2 separate regions of the Homo sapiens genome follow, and region 2 is linked to region 1. Evidence: chromatin loops called from intact Hi-C (ENCODE). Cell type or tissue: adrenal gland. All regions are shown on one strand. Links, peaks and the distances in the headings refer to the core of each region. The heading gives the core; the rest is flanking DNA. Region 1 overlaps SYNE2 (spectrin repeat containing nuclear envelope protein 2). Region 2 overlaps SYNE2 (spectrin repeat containing nuclear envelope protein 2).

The links. Peaks named below come from ENCODE experiments on the same cell type or tissue, not always from the same donor. Only the 100,000 strongest peaks of a DNase experiment are listed, where the experiment ranks them.
Region 2: it touches region 1 in a loop (2.0-fold over the local background); 1 of 110 quality-filtered maps calls a loop at or near these places.

Annotation. Positions count from the first base shown.
Region 1 is chr14:64,140,339-64,152,184 of GRCh38, reverse strand. It overlaps SYNE2 (spectrin repeat containing nuclear envelope protein 2), which reads right to left. Exons shown (of 116, transcript NM_182914.3): 81 at 10,662-10,844; 82 at 10,097-10,243; 83 at 8,237-8,413; 84 at 5,962-6,117. Among named protein-coding and RNA genes, the nearest start is that of MIR548H1, 51 kb to the right of the region's middle. In adrenal gland, for the core only: no CTCF peak of the experiment used is centred there; no DNase peak of the experiment used is centred there.
Region 2 is chr14:64,190,373-64,202,218 of GRCh38, reverse strand. The region is part of intron 99 of SYNE2 (spectrin repeat containing nuclear envelope protein 2); the gene reads right to left. Among named protein-coding and RNA genes, the nearest start is that of ESR2, 98 kb to the left of the region's middle. RefSeq lists enhancers at 4,969-5,118, 5,095-5,691. In adrenal gland, for the core only: no CTCF peak of the experiment used is centred there; DNase peaks (open chromatin) are centred at 3,598, 5,138 and 6,199; H3K4me3 peaks cover 2,456 bases; H3K27ac peaks cover 5,000 bases.

The DNA.
Region 1 (11,846 bases), core at 4,228-9,227:
TCAAATAAAATCACGAGCAAGAAGGTGCCTTTAAACCATATAGCATCATATAAATGACAGACGATATAACTGTTGGTAGTTCAGTAATAACTTTAATCATTTTCTACCTCTTAGTTTATTAATTCACTCATAAGAGGCACCCTGACCTGGTCTACTCTTTATAGATACATTTTTAAAAACCTACAGGATCCCTCTACTACAAAGGACACCATGGGGCCAGCAGTCTGAAAACAGAGATGAATGAGGCCAGCAGCAATGGTGCCACTCTACTCAGAGGAAGGACGGTCGGAGCTGCTTATTTGTCCTTCTCAGGATTGCAGTTGAAATCCAACTTGGAAAAAGTTTAAACTTTTTAAAAATTATTAAAGCATTACATGCTCATTACAAAGAAACTGGAAAACACAAGAGATCTTTGGCATTCAGAGGGATTCATTTTGAATTCCCCTCAAGTCTCCCAATTCACAAATTTGGGACGCGCTTCTGCATACTTTCTTTAGCATTACATTCCCATCCAGATGCATGTGTTCTGAATGCATGGCCTCAAGATAACGACCCTTAGCTCATGTTCTATTTCTCTCTTGAAAATTGCTTTGCATAAGGATCCCAGCTTTTTTTATTTTTATTTTTTGAAAATTGCTTTGCCTAAGGATCCCAGCCTTTTTTTTTTTTTTTTGAAAATTGCTTTGCCTAAGGATCCCAGCTTTTTTTTTGAAAATTGCTTTGCCTAAGGATCCCAGCTTTTTTTTTTTTTTTTTTTTTTTTTTAAATCCTTTGTAAGAATCACTGCATGGTCCATAAGGAAAGAGAAACATGAGTGCCTCGTGGGCATGGGGTAGCTGAGCAGGTGGCTTGTACCCTGGGAGGGACAAGCTCCCTTGTGCTAGCCTCACAGAGGAGCACTGAAATCCAGTCCCGCAAAACTGCCAGATTACCACGTGAGGAGCCCTCAGGTCACTCTTGGAAGGTGGAAATCACAAACTCTAAACCAATGAATGTCAGGGGTCTTCTGGACTGGAAAGTAGAAAAAGGGAAAAAAATCTGTTCCATAAGAAACTGATAGCTAGGTTTGGGAGTAAGAACGGATGATGAGAGAATGGAGCTGGAGGAATCTTCCACTGTATGACCCTCTATGCTTTTAGAATTTAGAGCCACATGAATATATAGCGTATGAACAGAAAACCTCTCACTGTCGTAACAATCCACCCATACTAACATGTGGGTGAATTTATGAAATATTATTCTTCTGGACTGGTTACAAAGGCACCCAGGAAACAAAACGACTTCTCTGAAATAGCCTTTGCCAATGAGATTTAGTCAGCTGCTACCTCTGTCCATCTCTGCCACCCTAACTCGCTCCCTCACACCCTGACAGCCTTATTTATTAGCATGTTTCTTTTATCATAGGTTTAACTTTTTTCATCTGCAAAGTTATAAATGAAAACACTTTAATATTAAATCACTTTCCTTCTTTGAATTTATAAAACAGTCTCTCCTAAAGGCTTGACTAACTAGATTTCTAAAAACACTTATTTACTAATAAGCTGTCATAATTCCCCTATAATGTAAAGAAAACTGGTAAGAAATGACTACAAAGCAGACAAAAGGAAGTAACAACACACACACACACACACACCCTTCAAAAATGGCAGCATAAACAACAGCCATGCCGGGCACAGTGGCTCACGCCTGTAATCCCAGCACTTTGGGAGGCCAAGGCAGGTGGATCACTTGAGCCCAGGAGTTTGACACCAGCCTGGGAAACATGACAAAACTCTGCCGTTACAAAAAAATACAAAAGTTAGCTGGGTGTGGTGGCACACGCCTACAGTCCCAGCTACTTGAGAGGCTGAGGCGGGAGGATCCTTTTTTTTTTTTTTTTTTTTTTTTTTTTTTGAGAGAGAATCTTGCTCTGTCACCCATGCTGCAGTAGGCATGATCTCGGCTCACTGAAAACTCCGCCTCCGGGATTCAAGTCATTTTCCTGCCTCAGTCTCCCAAGTAGCTGAGGCTACAGGCATGTGCCACCATGCCCAGCTAATTTTGAGCCACCGCGCCCAGAGTGGGAGGATCTCTTAAGCCTAGGAGCTCAAGGCTGAAGTGAGTTATGATTGCAACACTGCACTCCAGCCTGGGTGACAGAGTGAGACCCTGTATCAAAAAAAAAAAAAAAAAAAAAAGAAAAGAAAAAAAAAAGCCATGGCAATAGCAGCACACGAACAACCACACACGGTGGGGTTGCTCGTTTCTTTTGCTCTGCAGAATAATACGGATTTAGCCCAGTAGTCCTGTCATCTGACCTTGCTTCACTGAGGCCTAACAGTACCCTTCAAGTTTCCCAACTCCCACTTCACCGGCAAATTAATTTGTCTTACTTTAACTTCCAATTTGCTACACATAAATCAGGGTGGAATTAAAAATAATCTTTTGCTAATTATGGAGATTCAGTAGAATTTGCAAGTCCTATTTTTCCATTCTGTGAGAACCAGCATTAAATATTTTTAAAATATCTAAATTCCTCTGACTTTATCACGAACATACTTCTTTAAGAAGCTGTGCTTGCTTATAGTATAGAGGCATCAAACTTGAGGGATTAATAATCTCATCTCAAACCTCCCCACTCTATTCAACTATACAATTTTCCTTGATAATTATAATATGTCAAACGTGGCCTTTTTCCAGTCATCAATGGCTTTTAGAAGCCCTTCGGAATATTTCAATCCTAATGTCTTCATGCTTCATCAACTCCAGTCCTTAACTTTTCTAGAGTAAAGCCACTTTAGCAAGCTTACCTGAACTGAAGCATTCTGCCCTGGGATAAGTCATTAAAGTATACATCAATCATTTTCATCATTTTCTTTTCTTTTTTTCTTTCTGTTTTGTTTTTTTAGAGATGGGGTCTTATCCAGGATGGAGTGCAGTGGCATGATCATGGCTTACTGCTTGAACCTTGAACTCCTGGCTCAAGTGATCCTCCTGCCTCAGCTCCCGAGTAGCTAGGATTACAGGTGTGCAACACTATGCCCAGATAACTTTTTTTTTTTTGGTAGAGACTGGGTCTTATGTTGCCCTGGCTGGTTTTGAACTCCTGGCCTCAAGTGATCCTTCTGCCTTAGCCTCCCAAATTTCTGGGATTACAGGTGTGAGCAACTGCACCTGGCCTCATTTTAGTTCTTGTATGCAAAGAATAGTGGAAAAAAAAAAAAAAAAAGAGAAATTAACATTTATAGAAAAGCAGCCTTTTAGGTCTATTAATAGATATATTCAGGCAACTATTAAGCACCTATGAATTTCACAGGCAGTGACAGGTATAACAGGCATGCTGATGTGCCAGCCTGCCTTGAGAATCCCACAATCTGGTAGACGACAGACCCGTGGACAGATGAGCCCAGTACAGTCTCTGACACATGATGCTACATGGGGTGCTAGGGAAGCCTGTTTTATTTATTTGCTTCCATCTTGGCCTTGTTTATGGCCTTTTACAAAGAGGCATCCAAGCAGCAGCATAAAAAATTAAAATAGGAAGAAATGAGCTAATGGAAATGTGGGAGTAGGTAGGAAGGCACAGTCAGTGGGCACGTGGTGAGGGAGGGGGTCAGGGTGCTTTGATTGAGTTCTGACAAACATAGAGGAGAACCTGTGTGTGGATGGTGGGGGCGAGGGGAGGGAAGTAGAAATAATTCTGCAATCAGCTGCAAATGTAATGGCACAGAGGCAAATGGGGACTGACGAGGGATGATGCCGGCCAGGCATGTCTGTAAATTTCTTTTAAAGCCCCTTGTCTCAGTCAACACTAGTCATTTTTCTAATGAGCAGAGCAAATGTGAGAAATGGTTTTCTATTGGTAAAATTAATGGATTATTATTGTTATTAGAGATGGGGTCTTGCTTTGTCACCCAGGCTGAACTACAGTGGCATGATCATAGTTTACTGTCACCTTGAATTCCTGGGCTCAAAGGATATTCTTCCCTTAGCCTCTTGAGTAGCTGGGACTACAGGCATGCACCACCATGCCCGGCTAATTTTTAAATAGTTTTTTGTAGAGACGGGGTCTCACCGTCTTGCTCAGGCTGGTCTCGAGCTCCTGGACTCAAGCAATTCTCCCACCTCAGCCTCCCAAAGTGCTGGGATTATACACATGAGCCACTGCGCCCGGCCTTAATGGCTTATTAAATAACATAATGAGTATTAGAAATGGGTTCTCACTAGTAAATTTCATGTACTCAAGATCCATGGATTGGCTAAACTACCGTAGATATAATTTCCACCCCTACTTGAACGGCTATAAGAACTGGGCATAGCCTGTTGCCTTCAACTAGTGCAATAATCCCTAAGGTAAGTCCTTATGTGGTTTTTGTATCCAGTTTAAACTCCAAGGATTCTGGTTGCCTAATGTTGGCCATAGAAATAATGGACTCTTGCTTCTGGAATATTACTATGTCTGCCTTTCATGCAAAGCGGTGGTTGGTGTGCTAAAGAGGGCAGAGAGGCTTTGCTGAACTTAGTTATATAAACTATTTTTAGTGCTTGCTTGCTAATCTATGTTTCTACAGATGGTGGCATTGTGTCTGGAATTTATTTTATTTACAGCTTGGTAGTGAGGTTGTGGGAAGAATAGCTAAACTTAATCCATTTCGACCTTGTTCCGTGGCTACCATTATCTATCAAAAAGAGAAACAACTGTGTAAGACTCACTTGACTTAGGTCTATTTGCAACTCTTTGTAGGTGAGGGACCAGAATGTCATTCTAAAACATGTGAACTTCATTCTGTGGTCCATCTGGAGCCACTGGAGGATTTTCCAGTGGAGAGTGTTGTGACCCTTTGCATTTCAGAAATATCCCTCTGCAGCAATGTGGAGAATGAATCAGAAGGAAATGAGGGAGGAGGCTGGCAAGTGGGCTGGAAGCAGCTGCATGAGACAGGCCTGCACTGAGGGTGGTCTGAAGGAAGCCGGCCTGACCGAGACAGACTGGCCAGACAGTAAGGAGTAAGTCAAGAGCACCTAATGAGAAACTGTATGTAGCGACACGCATGAAAACACCTCCTGGGCTCTGGAAAGAACCACCTACTAGGGGACAGGCCAGCACCAGGCTGCGGAATGTAGGCTTCCAGTAAGGAAGCACATGACTCCAAGGTGGCTGTCAGAAGGCTAAAGTGGAGATGGCTCATTGGGAGGTGGGAACAGTATACGAGCAGGTGAAAAGGGCCGCTTACGGTGGTGCTGCTGCTCACATTTATGTCCAGTGCTATCCCGTGACCTCCTCAGTAGAAATGGGGTCCGGCCAGACTTTCCAGTCCTGACAGTGACTATTGTAAGGCCGTCACGCAGGAAGTGCAGAAACAGCACAGCGTGTGCCGCCTGCCGTGATGGCGATGGCAGAGGTCCTCTGAATGGGCAGCAGCCACAAGGGCAGTGCTAAAGCAGGATCAGTGTGCAAAGACTGAGTGATGCGGCAAAGCATAGCTGAACCACGGACAACACCCTCAAGCCCAAATGTGATTCAGCAGAGGTTCCAAGGGACAAGTGAACTTTTTAAAGCATAATACACAATAGGTAGAAGAAAATCATTTTCCTCGAAAAAACACAGAATGAAATGCTAAAAATAATGAAACCTTTAGAGTAATTTTGTAACATTAGGCAAAATGATTAAACAAATGGAAAATTGGAAAGCATTTAAATCAAAATTCCCTTTGAACATTTTTCCCCAAGAGTACTACTCAAACCTCTTAAGAGCAGCAATACTGTAACGGTGAAAGTACATTCTTCTGTTTATCATAAAAAACGGCACTTTGCAATTTTGTAAAACCCATGGGTCATTATCTAATTGACATAAGAAAATAAGTAAATAGAGGGGAGCTGGAAGAGAGTTTCCACAAACTACAGCAACTTATCCTCGGGGCAAGAGAGGTGACCGAATCACCCCAGCTCGCGGGTTGGGTGGGATGCTGTTCCCCTCCTCACCTGACAGTCCAGGAGCAGCTTCTGCACTGAGATCACACTTTCAGGTTTTTGTAAAGTTTTCAGTCTCTCTTCTTGTGCTTCCAGCCAGTTGTTCAAGATCTGTATTTTATTTTCACTCTCAGTGATACTTTCTAGAAGTTGTTCTAAATGTTGTATCTAAGTGAATGTAAAGATTACAAAAAATGTTAAAATGTATGTTTTAAAAGGTAAATGCCATGACGTTATTTTTTAAAAAACAATTTTGCTTCTTTTCAAATTTCTAATATTTCATGTAATAAGATGCTCTGATAACTTTTGAATAAAGATTCAAAAATCAGAAAACAGAGTTAAAGCTCCTCTTAGGAAAAAAATATCATATTTAAGGTGAAAGCTAATCTGCTGAGAAAGGTAGCTGTTGTGGAGTTTCAGATGTATACAAAATAAAATGTTCCCAACATTCGATATTTTTTCATTGTGTCATCTATTAATATATGTAAAGTATAAGAAAAATTTCTTTCCTCAGACTTTCTGCATTAGAGTTGCTTAAAATTTCTACCAATATCAATAAAAAATAATTTATCAATTCAATAAAATAATCATTGTCTTTAATGTCTGTGATTCTCATTCATAATAAATTTTTTATTAGGTCATAATCATAATATACACACATTTTTATATTCTTTTTTACATACATTATAACTACTGTGTCATGACATAATTTTTTTTTTTTTTTTTTTGAGACGGAGTCTCGCTCTGTCACCCAGGCTGGAGTGCAATGGTGCAATCTCGGCTCACTGCAACCTCCACCTCCCGGGTTCAAGCAATCCTCCTGCCTCAGCCTCCCTAGTAGCAGGGATTACAGGCACGTGCCGCCATGCCCAGCTAATTTCTGTATTTTTAGTAGGTCAAGAAAACACCTGACCTTGTGATCTGCCCGCCTCGGCCTCCCAAAGTGCTGGGATTACAGGCATAAGCCACCACGCCCAGCCTGTCATGACATAATTTTAAAAGGCTGCCCGGCCAGGCGTGGTGGCTCTTACCTGTAATCCCAGCATTTTGGGAGGCAGAGGTGGGTGTATCACTGGAGGTCAGGAGTTCGAGACCATCCTGACCAACATGGTGAAACCCTGACTCTACTAAAAATACAAAAATTAGCTAGGCGTGGCGGCAGGCATGTGTAATATCAGCTATTTGGGAGGCTGAGGCAGGAGAATTGCATGAATCTGGGAGGTGGAAGTTGCAGTGAGCCGAGATCGCGCCACTGCACTCCAGCCTGGGCAACAGGGCGAGACTCTGTCTCAAAAAAAAAAAAAAAAAAAAAGCTGCCCCAATGTTTCATCAAATTAATACAGTATAATTCGATGAACTATTCCCCTAGAGTGAGAATTAAGGCATGGTACATTTTCACAGCTGTAAACGATGCTGAATTGAACACTCTGTGCACATCATTTACTTTTTTGAAGGACTATCTACTTAAATGTGTAAGAGGTGACTTGCTTGGTTAAGTGATAAGATTATTATTACGGTTCTTTACATTTTCCAAATGCTTTCCAAGAAAGTACTTAAGCCATTATCAGCAATGTATGAACGTGACAGCTTTGGGTTTTTGTCCTTATCTGATTAATTTTTTTTCTAATTAAGTGCATTATGTTACACAGTGTTTATTTTGAGTATCTGCTAATGATATCTTTCCATGTTTATTTGCTAACTATAATTTCCTCTTTTGTGAATTGTCTGTTCATGTCCTTTGTCCATTCATGTACTTGTATCTTAATTGTGTAAATCCATTTGTATGCATTCTCTACACAGTAAACACACCAATTATCATCATGATTATATGTAAAGTATTTTTTCAGGAATAAGTTTTCCGAATCTTTTCAAGAGTCATGGAGTGAAAAATCTACCAAAAAGCCAAGTGCATTTTTCTTTCTTTTTATAACCTTTTCAAAGCTGAAATAGCTTTGCCCCTTTTGAACATCTGCTTTCATAGAAAATGTAAAATCTCTGATCATTTAGGAGTCTGACATAATACTTGACATGTTCCTAAATAAAATTCCTCATCTTCACTTGCCTAGCTCAATTTCCCACTAAGAAATCTCAAATATAAGAACTATTTTTATATTCTCTTATAGGTACCAATGGAGAATGCTAAAACATAGGATTTATAAAAGGGCTATAGTTGAGATGATTATTAGGCTTAATAATCAGTCAACTAATTGAACGTCTTTTTTGATTTTTCAGAAAGTGTGTTTCATAAAGGTCAAACCACACATCCAGTTGTGACGCAGGAACACACCTTTCTATTCAGCATTCCATGTACACGGTGCCACTGGCGGTTCATCTCCCCCAGGTGCTCTGCAAACTCCGTTCTTTCATAGCGCTTGCTTTCTACATCACAGGTGCTTAGCTGAAGTAATGACTGGTTAACGAAGTCAACTATCCACTGTTTATAGTCCATTTCCATTCTAAACTCCTAAAATAAGCAAAGTTAAACACCAAAGCAGTCATGAATGTTGGTCAGATCAAATGGATTTCCCTTTATGTGCTCGAGGGGGCACCAAGCTCCCGTCCATTAATCAAGGGGCACCTGTCAGGAGTTCTGTTCTACCCTCCCCAACCTACACCAGGAGTTGGCTTTATTGGAGTAGGGATTCTTTTGGGGAATTACACAGAGATGCACTGCTTTCAAATAGGCTGAAAAGTCAAAGGGGCACTATGTATGGCAGTTGCTATCATCTGAACCCTGACCACGACCCAGGATATGACAAAGCTTCCTGGGGGAGGCTGCCTGTCAGCTGTGCTGGAATTCTGGGCCATCCTGAGGGCTCACGGAAACAACCAGATGGGAAATAGGAAGTAAAGTCTCTTTCAGAAAACCCAGGACACCTTAAGGAACTCTGTCATTTAGGCAGCTTCCCTGTTCCTTCGGGGATAGTTAAGGCCTCTCAGGTGGCTTTAGAAAGTTTGGGTGGCTTTAAGTTGTACAGCAATCCTAAACCCACCCAGGGCCAACAACATTTCTGCCAAACCTGTCACTTACTGATTTTATCTCTGCAAGTTCTAGCACCTCTTTTGGAGACACCCGGGGGTGACAGTCATGTGGTATGTGCTAGGTTGCTAGAGCCTGTGAGAATATACACGTGTAGACTTTTCGAAGATTTTACTACACACTGAAGTTAGGATGTGATGGTACATAAAAACAAAATTCTCTGCTAATATCTTGCTTGGTGATTAAGCCATTCATCTTCTGCCTACCAGAAGCTAGTTCCATCAGCCTGCATGGTCTTAAAGCAATGACCACACTTGTCACTCATCTTTGTATTCCCAGTGGCCAGCATAGTGCTGAGCACACAATACACGTTTGCATGTGGCTCATGAAATGTTAATTAAATCTACTTGAAATTAAATATCACAGAGAAGGCCACATTTATATCTATTTGTAGAAGGATCTCAATATTTTCTTACTCATTCTCTTACTCAAAGAACATTTCATTAACACCTGTTAGAGGAAGGCAGGTATTGGGATAGGCGTGCTATATTTTAGCAAGGTGAAGGATGGCCCCTGGTCTCGAGAAGCTCAGTCAAGGTGGGGAGACAGGCAAATAAACCAATAATTATAATAATGCATGATAGGAGCTACTAATAGCATCATGGAGACATCTAATCCAGGAAAGTCACCTAGTCTGGCTGGGAGAGTCAGGGGTGGATTTGCAAACAAGGACAACTCGAGCTGACTATGGAAGATGACTAAGAGGACGTATACAGTTAAACGTGGGCCCTGGCATTCCAGGTAGAGGGTGCAGCATGTACACAGGATGATAAGGGAGAGCACCAAGAACAGTTAAGGAATCAAAATCACTCTGTCAGGCAGAGTCTGTGGTTATTGGGGGTGGTGGGATGGGGATAAAAAGGTGAGACCACAGTCTGTTAAAAGCTTGCTTGGATTGTCCTGTGGTGATGGGGGCTGGCAAAAGGAATTTAAGTGGAACAAAAGCAAGTCTACTAACATCTCTCCAGAATCATCCACCACCCCAGTTTCCTACCCCTAGAATTAGTTTTTTGAAATTATATCCTATGTGTCCCTTTGTCCAGCATTACCCCTCTGATTAGCCTTCTTGTTTCAATGAAAAGACTTCTGCTCCTTTTGCATAATTACCTTGTGCTTCTGAAGAAGATGTTTAACTTGAGATGCAGAACTTGGTGAATGCACGGAGTCTTCATCTGAAGTTTGATGCTCCACATTGTTCATCCAGCTAATCATTTCTGTGATTGCTTTACGAGACGGCAATTTCTCCATTTGAAGCTGTAAGAACAAAATGATTTCCATTTAATTGCCTGCAGTTAACAAAATGAATCAGAGCATCACTAAAGATGATATCTGGTTTGATAAAAGGTCTTGCTATATAATTATGCAGGTTACTCAAAAAAAAAACAAACCCAGCATTCAAACTTAGAATAAGCGACCCCAAAACAATGACAATGACCTTCACATAAACTAACACAGTGGCAAAGATAAACTGAGAAATAAAGTAATTAAGCCTGATTTCTCTCTTAAGAAAAATCCCATTGGAGGAGGGTCCAGTAATTAAGACTTATATTCAGTGGTGCCAGAGAAAAATAGGTAGTGTCAATGAAAATTATTGAGTCAGAGAAATAATTTTAAAAGAGTTATGAGCTAACAAGTGAATGCTAATTCAAATGCTGAGGCTCTAAAGACTTACCTGGTGAAGTTTTTCTTGAATATCTGGAAGTTGAGTTATGAGCATTGTCCATTTTTGTTCAAACTGTGCTAAAGAAGCTCTCAGTGTAGCTGTATCAGTTTCTTTCAGGTGAAGAAGCTGGTTCCCGATACTGATAACGGCAGTCTTCAAGGAGGATTTTTCATCAACTTCTTTTGAAAACTCCTAAAGGAGAGTTTTAAAATTTAGAAACTTAAAATTTAAATATAGCAGAAAGTAAGAGTCGGAATAACTGGCTAGAGTCAACAAATAAACATAGTAAATATACGAATGTGTATACACACACACACACACACCCCTTTTTCCTACTGTTGGGCATTACATACACGATGGGGAACAAAAGAGATGGAATGCATACCCCTCAAGAAGCTTATCACCCAGTGGGTTAACATTTTTAAAAATAAGTCATTATTTAAATGGGGTAAGTTTTACAATAAACTATGGAACCCAACACAAAGTGCACATTAAATGAATTACTTGCAACAAGTTTGTAATTAAAATGTTTAAATCTTTCCTATGTAGAAATTCTTTCAAGTATGTTGAAAAAATTTACATTTTAATAGCAAAGTTAGTAATCATAGCTACGAAGTATGAAAAATAAAAAAAAAACAGGAAAAGTCTAACAGAAAAGACTACGTTTCATAAATGCATTGACCAATAATCATTTTGTAATTATATTACAAGAGTAATACATTTTTATTTCCCCCAAAATTTGGGGGATATTTTTGAATTTTTTTCCAAAAAACACCTCAAAACAATGGAACAAAAGCTTTTTAGTAGAAATATCAATTTTGTTTACAATAATTTAAAACTATGCATTTATTAATGTTAACATTTATAAGTTAATAACCTTATAAAGTTGTTTTTGGGTCTTGTATTTTTTGTATTTGTAAAACATGACCTATGTCAGTGCAAGTTTTTTGAGACTGAGTTTCACTCTTGATGCCCAGGCTGGAGTGCAATGGCGCCATCTCAGCTCATTGCAACCTCCACCCACCGCGGTTCAAGTGATTCTCCTGCCTCAGCCTCCCGAGGAGCTGGGATTACAGGCATGCACCACCATGCTCGGCTAATTCTGTATTTTTAGTAGAGACAGGGTTTCTCCATGTTTGTCAGGCTGGTATCGAAATCCCGATCTCAGCTGATCCACTGCCTCAGCCTCCCAAA
Region 2 (11,846 bases), core at 3,179-8,178, 51 kb before region 1:
ATGCGGGTAGATTATGGGGCATCTCTGTCCGTCTAAAAGGGAGGGGGCAAAGGAAATCTGCACGCAAGCGCAGTTCTAAATGTGATCTCCCTCGCCAGTCTGCCTCAGCTCCCATCCGGCCCAACTCGGCGTGGAGCAGATTTGAAAGCACACGCATGGCATGAGTACAACTTGGCGTGCACGTCCACATGCTGTCAAGGGGACGTGATGTAGCTGTTGGGGGAAAACAATCTTTTTCTGACATATATACTAAAATAAAATGCTCCAATAAACCGCTTTCCTTAAAGTCCTAAAGCAGAGCGAGGTGAGCCAGGATCTGTCCTGGCGTTCTGTGGGATTTGTAGTTAATTTCAGACATTTAAAAGTAATGGCTCCAATGGAAAGTTCCCACTTATCAATACTTACGTTGGGAGATGCTGTCAGAACTGCACCCCATAGCTGGGAGCACTAGAGAGATAAATGGGTGCACTGACCCTAACTCTCAGGAAGCATTGTGCTCCATGCCACCATCACCTCTTACTTGACCGAACAACCTCCTCTCAGCCCCCTAGACTTCCTGCCCACCTTTGGTTCTGTAGCCAAAGTGTAAGTAAGTTCTAGAAGGCAAGTCTGATCCACGCTCAAAGCCTTCAATAGTCCCTGCCCTACCCTGAAAAACCGGTTCAGCCCCTTGATCTCTGTACCTCAAGCATTCAGGGGCCACTCTGCCTCTAACCTTGCACTCTCTCAGACACTGTGCACCCACCAGGACAGGGAGTGCCATGGCCAGGCTGCAGCCGGCCAGTTTCCGCCGCACTCACAGCACCTCCCACAGGGCCTGGTGGGCAGGAAGCTCTCCACAAATGCTTGGTGAATGGACAAATACGGACAGGCACTTCCATGGGACTGACTTCTAGTTCCATTACCAGCTACTTTTAAGATTTAGTGAAAGTCCTTTCACCTCAGCCCCCTTATTTCAAGTACACCCGCAAAGCTGCTTAAGCTTCAGGGAAGTGGTAGCATCGGGTGAGGTGAGGGCCGGAACTCCAGAGGCAAGCAGACCTGGGCCCAAGTTCCATTCTCCCATCTAAGAGCTCTGCACCCTGCAATGTACCTAACCGCTGACTCTGAGTTTCTTCATGATCTGTAAAATTATCCACCTTGCAGGTGGCGGTGAGCTTGAAATAAGAGGCTGCATGTAAAGTCAGCTGCACAGAGTGAATGCTGGACCACATGATGCTACAATCACGCTTTATTTACAAGGCATTGGACCTCACAAAGTTCTTTCATCAGTGTTTTATTCTCAAGGGCAAGCTTGGAAGAAGGACATGTGGTCTGGAGGTGGAAGAACACAGACTCTGTGGTCAGGGCCTGGGTTTGCGTCCTGGCCATGTTTAATGCCATCTATAAAATGGTGTTAACAGTAGTACCTTCCTTCACTGGGTAGCTGAGGGGACTGAATGAGATATAACATGTGAAAGGCAGAATGCCTCGGAGATAAATGCCCAGCAACTTACAGTTGTGATAAGTTTCAAGGAGCCATGTTTTCCAAATTACATTCTTACTGCAAACACCACAAGGATACGTTCCCTTCAAAGCCACAGATGATTTATTAAAAAGAAAGTAACAGAATCCAGGACCAGGCCTGGATACAGCTGTAACCTAGATCCTGCCTTCATTCCTATGGCTTCAGAGGTACACCCTCCTCACCCCAGTATCTTGCCACCTTGATTGCCCTGGTTCCAAAAAGAACACTCCAGACAACTACCAGGGTAGCTGAGAACCCCTGGCACTGTGGGACAAGGAGTCCTCCAGGCAGTTCCTGAGGGACTGCCCTCCTGGAAGGCTCTGCTGGAGAAGAGGCCCAGCCACGAGAGCTTCCCGGGGGTGGGGGAAGGGCTCAGGCTCGTGACCTCTGCACAGCTCTCCTGCCCTCCCCACTTCTCCCTCTTCCCAGAATGAAATCTCCCACGGCCTTCATCTAGCCCCTGACCCTATTCCACCCTAAGAATCTCAGCCTCTTTCTTATTTTGAAAAGAAGAGGGCTAGAATCCAAGTATTTATTTATATATATTTTTCTTTTTCCTTGTTTCCTCTCTTCTAACTTAAAGCAATTAACACACCGGAAGAATTCAACTGGTTAAATGAAAGGAGCTAACTAGCAACACAACAGCCTGGGTACAGATCCACAGGACTGTGGTGATCTTGAACTGTTAACCCTGGGGGTTAGGTGTGCAACACGCAGAGGGGGTATGGAGAAGGTGGGGGAATAATTTGCTTGGTTTCCCCAGGGCTGTGGTATCCAAAATGGGGTGCTCAGAACAAACCAATGGGGTGTAGGAATAAAATATGAGACTGTCTACTGTCATCCCATTCTTTTAAAATTTCTACAATGTGTATGCTTTAAAATTATAAACTTAATTATTAAAATAAAACATCTATATCCCACGCTGATGGCCACATGTGCTAGGCCTGTTGTGCTCCATGTTAGCAACTCATGTACTTTTTTTTTTTTTTTTTTTTTTTGAGACAGAGTCTCTATCGCCTACGCTGGAGTGCAGTGCTGCGACATGGGCTCGCTGCAACCTCCGCCTCCCAGGTTCAAGTGATTCTCCTGCCTCAGACTCCTGAGTAGCTGGGATTACAGGCACCTGCCACCATGCTCAGCTAATTTTTGTATTTTTACTAGAGACAGGGTTTCCCCATGTTGGCCAGGCTGGTCTCGAACTCCTGACCTCAAGTGATCCACCTGCCTCAACCTCCCAAAGCGCTAGGATTACAGGCATCATTTCCTCTTCATAACAATGCTAGGAGATAGGTAGTATTATTATCCCTACTTGACAGATGAGGAAACCGAGGCACAGAGAGTAAAGAGCTTGCCCAAGTCACATGGTCAATAGCGGAAGCAGGATTCTAACCTGGGTAGTCTGGTCTGGAGCTGCTGTTCTTAAGCACTACCCATCCTCTCACATAATCCCACACACACTAACATGCACATACTGGAGATACAGGATCATTTTGCTGCAGTCAGAGAACATGACCAGAAGTCTGGACTCATAGCTCAGGATACACTGAGGGGTAGGAGCTGATATAGTAGATGCTACAACCTGGGCTCTTAGCAGGTGCCTGGGGAGGAGGCTGGAAGGCTCAATACATGCTGCCCACGTTTCCCCTCCATGATTTTCTTTCAGTAAACACTTAACCATTTGCCTTGTCTTGGATCCTGCACAGACCCTGAGGATTCAGAGATAGCTGGAAGATAGGACTTCTTCCCAGAGAGGTCATCACCTAATTTAGATGTAATGTTGACACTGTAATACAACATAGGAGTTGCTCAATAATAGCTGTTGAAGGAGTAAATGATGTTCACTCATACCTTCCAATTTGTCTGATTTGTCTTCTTCATAAAGAGGTGGCCAAATTAGATTTTTAAAGAAAAGAGGTAAAGACCAGAGCATATCAGAGCCCTTCTGCCACAAAGCAGTGTGCTGCCAGCCTAGGAGCCACTCGTGCTCCTCAGCCCTGGTTTCACACAGGGCCAATGAAGCAGTGACGGACATTCACATCACAGGCATACTTAGTGCAAGTTAAAGAGGGGGGGAAGGTGGGAGGGAAGGAAAAGAAGGTCACCAAGTGACAAAGCACTCATCCAGCCAGGATTTAGCCGGTATATCCCAAACTCCATCCAGAGGCCTAATACCTCCAAATGCCTGGGAATCTAAATGTTGTTCCTCTGATCATCAGGTAACAACTTACCCTGGGACTCATCAGGTGCACTGCTGAGCGTGTATCGTTCTGTTCTGTACAGACACTGTAATCTAATTATCACCTGTCCCAGGTCAGGAAGTATTTGTCTTTTGCCAACCCAGGCAACTGACCTCCACATTGTTGGGCCTTGTTAACACTACTCTTGAAAAATTTAAAATCTCAAGTTAATATCTGGAAATGAGAAAACCTATTCAGAAACCAGACTGCTGGCACACAGAAGCAACCACAACACTGCCTGACATCAACCACCTGAGCGCTTTGCTGCCGTGGCCACCATCTCTGCACTTGCCCAGGTTTTGACCCAGGTGCTCTTAACATTTCTCACATAGACATTTCAACAAATAACCTTTCTCCAGGAAAAAGCAGCATGATTTCCTGAATTAAATTCCAGTTATGAGAATCAGAAAAACAAAATTTTTAGGTACAAAAGCGAAGTCTTCCACCTGCATAGGCTCTTTATTGGGAGACCTGAACAAAAGCAAAATGTTTTCTATGAAACCAAACAAAAGAATTATGCCTAAGAGCCGCTTTAAATTAGAAGAGTTCTTTTGCAGTGATTATGGGTAAAAATGCAGAAAACAATCAAGGCAAATAAAGTTTTTCTTTTAACTAGCAATGGATGAGAATATAACATTGATGAACACTGCTCTCCTTCCAAACAAACAAAATCAAGTCAGGTTAGCAACATTCTATATACCAAGCCTAAGCCTTAACAATGTATGATGAAGGCTTTACATGTCAAATTTATACATATGGAATAATTTACCATTTAGTCCTATCCTCTGTGCTCAGGAGTCTACAGTTAAATTATAAAAGCCCTAAATCAGTCTAAGTGAACAAAAAAATTCCTATGCCTAATTTAAAAAATACTAAGGAAAACTGAGATGGTTCAAGTATCTGAATTTGTACTGAAATAAACAAATAGTCAAACCTGCGGGCAGCTGTCAGTTGCAAAAAACACTGTACAAATCCTGTACAATTGTATCTTTTCACATGACTAAACATCCTTATGGCAAAATAATGCATTACTCCAAGATCCTGAAGCCCTGATTTAGGGGCAGAGGCATTACAATACACGTCTGAGCTCATTGCCTCTTTAAAGCATTTTTGTCACCAGAGGACTTCCATTTTCCACACGGCATAATCACTCCTCTGCCCTGCTTGTCAGAGGCAGACTGCAGACACCACACGCATGCTGACGCTGGGAAAGAACCCATCCCCCGATGGCTGAGCACAAACACTCCGCAGCCACCATCTCATCGGTGATTTCTATTGTAACCAAAGCGACACAGCCAGAGAGCAAGACACAAGGGACAGCAGCTGGCGCCTCGGCCCAATGCAGAGCTGATGACGAAAATGGCACTTACTGTTGATGAGAAAAAATCATTCCTTATGTTTAAGCGAAAGCTCCAAGTTCCCGGCTGCACCTCCACCTCCCAGGGCCGAGGCAGCCCCTCCCCCTGCCCAGCGTGCCCTCTTCACTGGTTCAGCATCTTGCACAGAGGCGGACGCAGCCCTCTCCAAGGCTCCTTGTGAGCACGGCTGGCTGGCTCGCAGGCACAGGGCAATGCCAGCGGGAAGGAAGACACCTTCTCCCCTGCTAACTGCAATTTTTAATCTCAGTTTTCTTCCTTCCAGTAAACAAATATCTCCAGCTTTTTCCTCACACACACAGTCTTTGTTCTGACGCTACAGGATTGCAACGCTGGGGGAAGAAAGTCACACTGTTATCTTGGCTATGGGTTATTTATGAAGTGCTATAAACAGAGAGAAGAAACATTTAGATTTGGGGCATGCAAAAGAGGATTTCTGTCCTCCTCAAATTAAATTTCTCTGTTTCAGGTTTAAAAGAAACAGCAAAATCTGAAGCCCCTGAGTCCAATAGGAATGCCTTCCTCTTGTCCTCTTAAAGAAGAAATATCCCTGTGGGGGTTTTCTGCTCTGCCCTTTTGGTCCTGAACATCCTGGTTTAGGAGGGTCATTTAGTTTATCTGCTTTGTGCAAAAAAATTCTATTTTGCAGTATAAAGGGAATTTATTGCAGAGGAAGAAATTCTGTAATTTTCCTTGCTAGCTCCTCCCAGGGTTTACCATAATGTGTCTGAAAATTCCTCCTTATTTATAGCCTCAGTTTCTTCGGACAATCCTGAGTGGCAGTGCTTGGTTTGTGTCTAGTCTACCTTAGACTCATTCCCAGCCTTATTCTGAGACTTGATATCATTTTTCAGGAGTCCCTAAAGACCAACATTTAGTCATTATTATATCCCCACCTTGAAACGTAGCAAACACGTGCTATACCAGTGGAATCAGAAGTGCAGATCTGGCAATAGTTCTCCCAAAATGCTGCATCTAACTCAGGCCCACGTGGTTGGCTGTTCCTGCAACCTGCTGAACGTGAACCTCTGAGGCTCAGTACACTGGACCTGCCTGATGCTGGCCATCAGGCCGCTTGCTCATTATCCTCTTTCCTTTGGGGAGCTCCCCAACCCTCAGGAAGGCATTTCTGCAGGGTCTGGGAACAGCGGCCACCCATTCTAGAGGCAGAAGGATCAGGCTGATGGGAAGGAAAATGGAAGTGAGGAGCCTCACATCTGGCTCTCCCTGTGCTAAAATAATCCCTAAATCCTTCCAGTCCCACTGGATCAGGCAACCTGCTAAGACCAACGCAAGTCAACTTCGTGACTAGCAGCATTGTTTGGTGTTCCAGAAAACCTTGAGAAAATACAGATAAAAGGAGAGCAATGAAAAGCTTTATCAGTTTAAAAAGGCACACGTATTCCTGCCCATTCTGCAAGGCATGGAAAACAATCTTAACACACAACTGCCACGGTCGTAACTTCTGAGTTTAACGGTAACATTTTAATTGCCACTACTATAAAGTAGGTGAGCTTTTCAGGTTGGTAGGCAAAATTTAGAAGTTATGCTTGGTTTAAAAAGTTCCTTTTATGGATTTGATATTTCTGATAGTGAGAGCAATTCAGTGTAAACAGGAAGGAGCTAATCTTCAAGGTCATACGGTACTAGGAAAGTCCCTCCTTGTCAGTGGCTTAATAAGGACGACAGGCCTTGCTAGTGGTGCTACCATCAGAGAGAAATTCAGGAGAGAACATAAAATTGATGACATTTGTTCATGACATGTTATAACATGACATCTTCCATAATGAACATTTAGAAAGTACAGATAAGCAAAAAGAAAATTACAATCATTTTCATTAAAATGATTCCAACCAAGAGAAAAACCAATGTAAACTTTCTGGGAGGGTATGCTTTTCCACTTCGCTGTCCAACCTGTATCAGATACTGAACGCTTTCATCAGATTATTCACACATGCTGCTAGAAAGAGTCTTTAAAGAGTTCCTCACCCTGATCCCAAGTCTCTAAAAGAATTCATCAAGATGTGCAACCTGCCAGAGGGACTCACTGAAGACACAGCCCCACCTGTGTCTACAGAGCTCTGGTTCATAGGACAAGCAGAGTTCTCTCATTAAGGAAATGGGGAGGGAGTTCTGGGAAACAAAAGTAGATGAATTTTTAAGGAGTTCAACTACTGGGTTTTTAAAAATAAGGGGAGGCATAGGTGAGATCAGGTGGCAGGTCAACTCCTTCTCTGGCATCAGTCCTATTGAGGGGATGAGATCCAAGGACCGTCTTTTCAGAGCTTTGGCCCGTGCTGGCTGTGAACGTTAACCTTGCATCTTTCTGTCTATCACCCAACAATTTGTATCTCAACTGTTCTTAGGTAATCCAGATTCCTCCAAAACAGAGGAACACACATATTGGCAGTTCTGAAGGACACCTTCTGTAATTTAGTTGTCTGTCTTGCATTCAGAAGTTTTGCTGAGTCACTTTTCAAAGACGTTATCAAAGGCTGGGTGCAGGTGGCTCATGCCTGTAATTCCAGCACTTTGGGAGGCAGAGGTGGGAGGATAACTTGAGCCCAGGAGCTCAAGACCAGCTTGGGCAATATGGTGAAACCCCATCTCTACAAAAAACAAACAACAAAAGCAAACAACTATCCGGGCATGGTGGTGTGTGCTTGTAGTCCCAGCTACCTGGGAGGCTGAGGTAGGAGAATTGTTTGAGCCTGAAAGGTAGAGGCTGCAGTGAGCTGTGACTGTGCCACTGTATTCCAGCCTGGGCCATACAGCCAGACCTTGTCTCAAAAAAAAAAAGAAGAAAAGAGGAGGGAGAGGGGCTAATAGACACAGATAAAAAAAGTTTAACTCTTCCTTTAATTTGACAAATGAACGTAGTAGCATATAATATTTCTTGTCATCAAATCAACTTGGGTTCTACATAGTTACAATCACCAAACATATATATAGTGCTTTAAATGACCTGTGTTGATGAAATTACCTGCATGTTTCATAAGAGTGTAGATGTCACCACTGTAAGAAGCTGCCTGAGGGCCCATGAGGACTTTTAAAAGCTCCCAGAGCAACAAGGAGGGACAGCCAATCACAGGCCTCTTTATACCCACACCAGGGCCCAAGTAATCTTATGTGCACATTCCTGTCCCGGGCAGAATTCCCATTGTCCTTGGCTAAATTATTTACCTTCTCTGAGCTGCAGTTTCCCTCTCCGTAAAATGAAGAATCACACTGACTTTGCAGTGTTGTTTTAAGAATTCAAATGAAATAATCTATGTGAGGAGCCTGGCACTTAAAAAATAAGCAATGTTGGTTTCCTCTCCTATCTATCCAACAATGGAGGCTACCACCTGAAATGATCAGAAATCTAATGTGGTTTTTAAGGAAGCCTATCCTAAATCCCATTTTTTCCTCCAGTGAATTAAAACTGATTTATTGAGGCCTTGGACTTCTGAAAACCATTCTTAACCTTGAAGTTAGTTTTATAGTTAAGATCTTGCAGTAACAAGGCCGGGTACCTATGTAGGATCACCTTCCAATCTTTTTTTTTTTTGAGACGGAGTTCGCTCTGTCACCCAGGTTGGAGAGCAGTGGTGTGATCAAGGCTCATTGCAACCTCCACCTCCCAGGTTCAAGTCATTCTCCTGCCTCAGCCTCCTGAGTAGCTGGGACTACAGGTGCGCACCACCACGCCCAGGTAGTTTTTGTATTTTTGGTAGAGATGGGGTTTCGCCATGTAAGCCAGGCTGGTCTCAAACTCCCGACTGCAGGTGATCCACTGGCTTCAGCCTCCCAAAGTGCTGGGATTACAGGCATGAGCCGCTATGCCTGGCCGATCTTATTTTTAACAAGAGCTGCTGTTCCCTGCCCACAGGGCCAAAGCAGAATACTGTGGGAAGGATGGAAGAGGCTACATGGTGTCCTGGATCCTGTGGGCAAATGAAGCCATCAGGGCATCCCGCAGAGCAGGTTCTTGTCGCCACTGTTCAAATGTAAAGTTTGCAGCCTGTGCTTCCAACCCTTCCCTTCCTTTGTACAAGGCCCAGGGTGAAGTCAGCATCAGGGATTCTATGTAAGGCTGATTCTATGTAAGGCTGATTATGACAGGTCCAAGTTTGCTGCCTCAACCCACAGATTCACCTGAACAATAAACTCAGCTAAGAGCTTCTTAGATTCTAGCTGTCTGTCTCAGCCTGGCCCTTGCTTTAAAATAAGAAAAATGATTCCCTCCCAAATTCCTTAGTGCTGAAGGGATTAGCACTCAGCACGTACTGCTCATTTCAGTGTTTCAAATGAGAGGGTCTGGGCTGTCAGGGAAGTGACACTGCCTAAGTTGAAATCCTGGTTACGTCACATGCTGGCTATGTAACTGTGGGTAAGCTGCTTAGCTTCAGTCCTCAGTTTCCTTCTTGGTATGTAAAATGGGACAATGGTATCTACTTTACAGAATCACAGTGAAGTTTAAGTGAAATCACACATAAAAGGCATATTGTTAAGAATATAGGCAGCTGGCAATATATTTGCTATTATTTCAACTCCTTTTCCCCCAGCTGTTCTTTCCAAAAAGATCAATAAAATTTTACCCACTGTTTTATCTCTTTCCCACCAAAAGGTTGGCTGAAGACAGGCAAAGAGTGAGCGAGGAAAGCAAATAGCCTGTTAAACTCCAAAGTGATACAAGCAGAGCATGAACGATTAAAAATGGACTGTCATTCTAACCTTCAGGAAACATTAGCTAGATCTTGATCCTGTATGATCCATGAATGGGTTTGATGCCATCATACCCTCGACTAGTGCCAAGGGCCCGAGAAGACTTAGGCTATAAAGGCGACCACAAAGACACAATTTATCCCACAGAAATTATCTTATTCTTAACGAATGCACTGAAACATTTACTCATTTCAACAAACATCTGACGCGCTATTCTAAGCTCTGAGAATTAGGTAGTCCAGTTGCAGGCCTCACTAGGGAAAGACCTCTCATCACTAGACATAACCAACAGAATCATCTTCCACTCAATAAACACACGACCTAAGAGTCTTCTCATGGAAAAGTAATGAAAACAACCACTCCATAAATGCTGGCTCATATGTGCTGGCCCCATACCAAAGGCATGACACATATCCTCACAGCAGACAGCACCAGCGGCCTCTGATGTAAGCCAATTAGACCCATTTTACAGATTTAGCAACTGAGGCCTAGAAAGGTTAAATCACATACTCAAGTTTCCACAGTGAATAAGTGGGAAAGTCAAGAATGGTTCAAAACTTGTGCTCTTAATCCTTACTTAGGTTTCCATCATGCATTTCTGTAGGTTTGTTTTTTTTCCCCCAACTGGCTGTGGAGAGAAGTTGAATTTGGGCCAGTCTATGTTGCCAGCCAAATCCCCCTAATATTTGTCTTCAGCAAACCCTCCACTGCTAAGGAACCAGGCATGACTCAGATATTTTTTCAGAAGGCCAAGTATTTAGCAGAGATTTAAAGTCTTCTAAGATTTAGCCCCAGCCCATCTTTCTAGCTCATCTCCTATGCTTGGGGCCAGTGGGGCTTCTCATCACTTCCTGAACGGCTTCGATGCTGCTCTATTCTGTACCTGTTTGCTCTCAATGTATGTGTCTCTCTCTCTGCCACCAGTAACCGCAATCCCTCATTCAGGACCATCTGGGAACGCAGCCCCTCTGTAAGGCTCTTCCTAATCCCAGGAAGATGGGATCTGAGCTCTCAAACCACTTGGTTTTACAGATGCTCAGATACCTACTCCCACTAATGTAACTGACTCAACTTACTTCCTGCCTGTAATTCTCATAGCATTTAGCTCAGTGCCTCTGTTGATTGACTCAGGTTCACTTGTGGTTTCCAGTAAACAATGAGGTAAAGAAGATGCCAAACTTAATAATTTAAATTATTAAATTTAAATAATAATTTAAATAATAAATTTAATTTAAATAATAAATTTAAATAATAAGATAAAAGTATCTTACTTTTATCACCTCCCAATTCTTTATTCACCTTATAGGTTCTCCTGTATATTCCAAATTCTATGTGTTGTTCAAAACATCTGAGCACACTGCTATGGAAAGGACCCGTGTGGCCAGTGGAAGCACAGCTGCACAAGTGGTCCCAAGGCCAAGTGACGGTTCGCTGTATGCCACGTGGCCACTGAAAAAACATCCACCTGGAGTTTGTCTTTAGAGAGGGAATTTGAAGACATTTAAAAATTTTGGGCATCATCATCATTTTGGGAGGAGAGATAAAATTATCAGCGCTATTTCTGATAAGATTGCACTGGCCAATATAGCTTTGATTTGTGGTCCTTTGATTTAGGACTGGGCTGCGCCCAAATCCACATCCTAGGACAAGACACCCATGGGAGACCTGGCACTCTGAGCCCACACACTTTAAGAGTAGACTCCTGCCCCTGCCTTGAGTGCAAGTAGTGGGGCAGTCATGGGCCCCCAGCATCCAGAAGCCAGGCCTGTGCCCTTACCTGATCTGCCATACTGAGGCAGGAGCAACGGGCATGGCTCCACTGTGGGGACACACAAATGCTAACACAGAGGCAGAATTTCTAAACAATACCCCCTCCCAAGGATCCCTTTCCAAATCAGTTTCCAACTCTTCATTAAAACTACTCTAATTCATGTAAAGTTGTAAGCTAAAGAAAAAATATTAAGGTGGGATATACTAGCATATAATTCTTTTTGTAACACTGAAAGAATTTCCACTCAT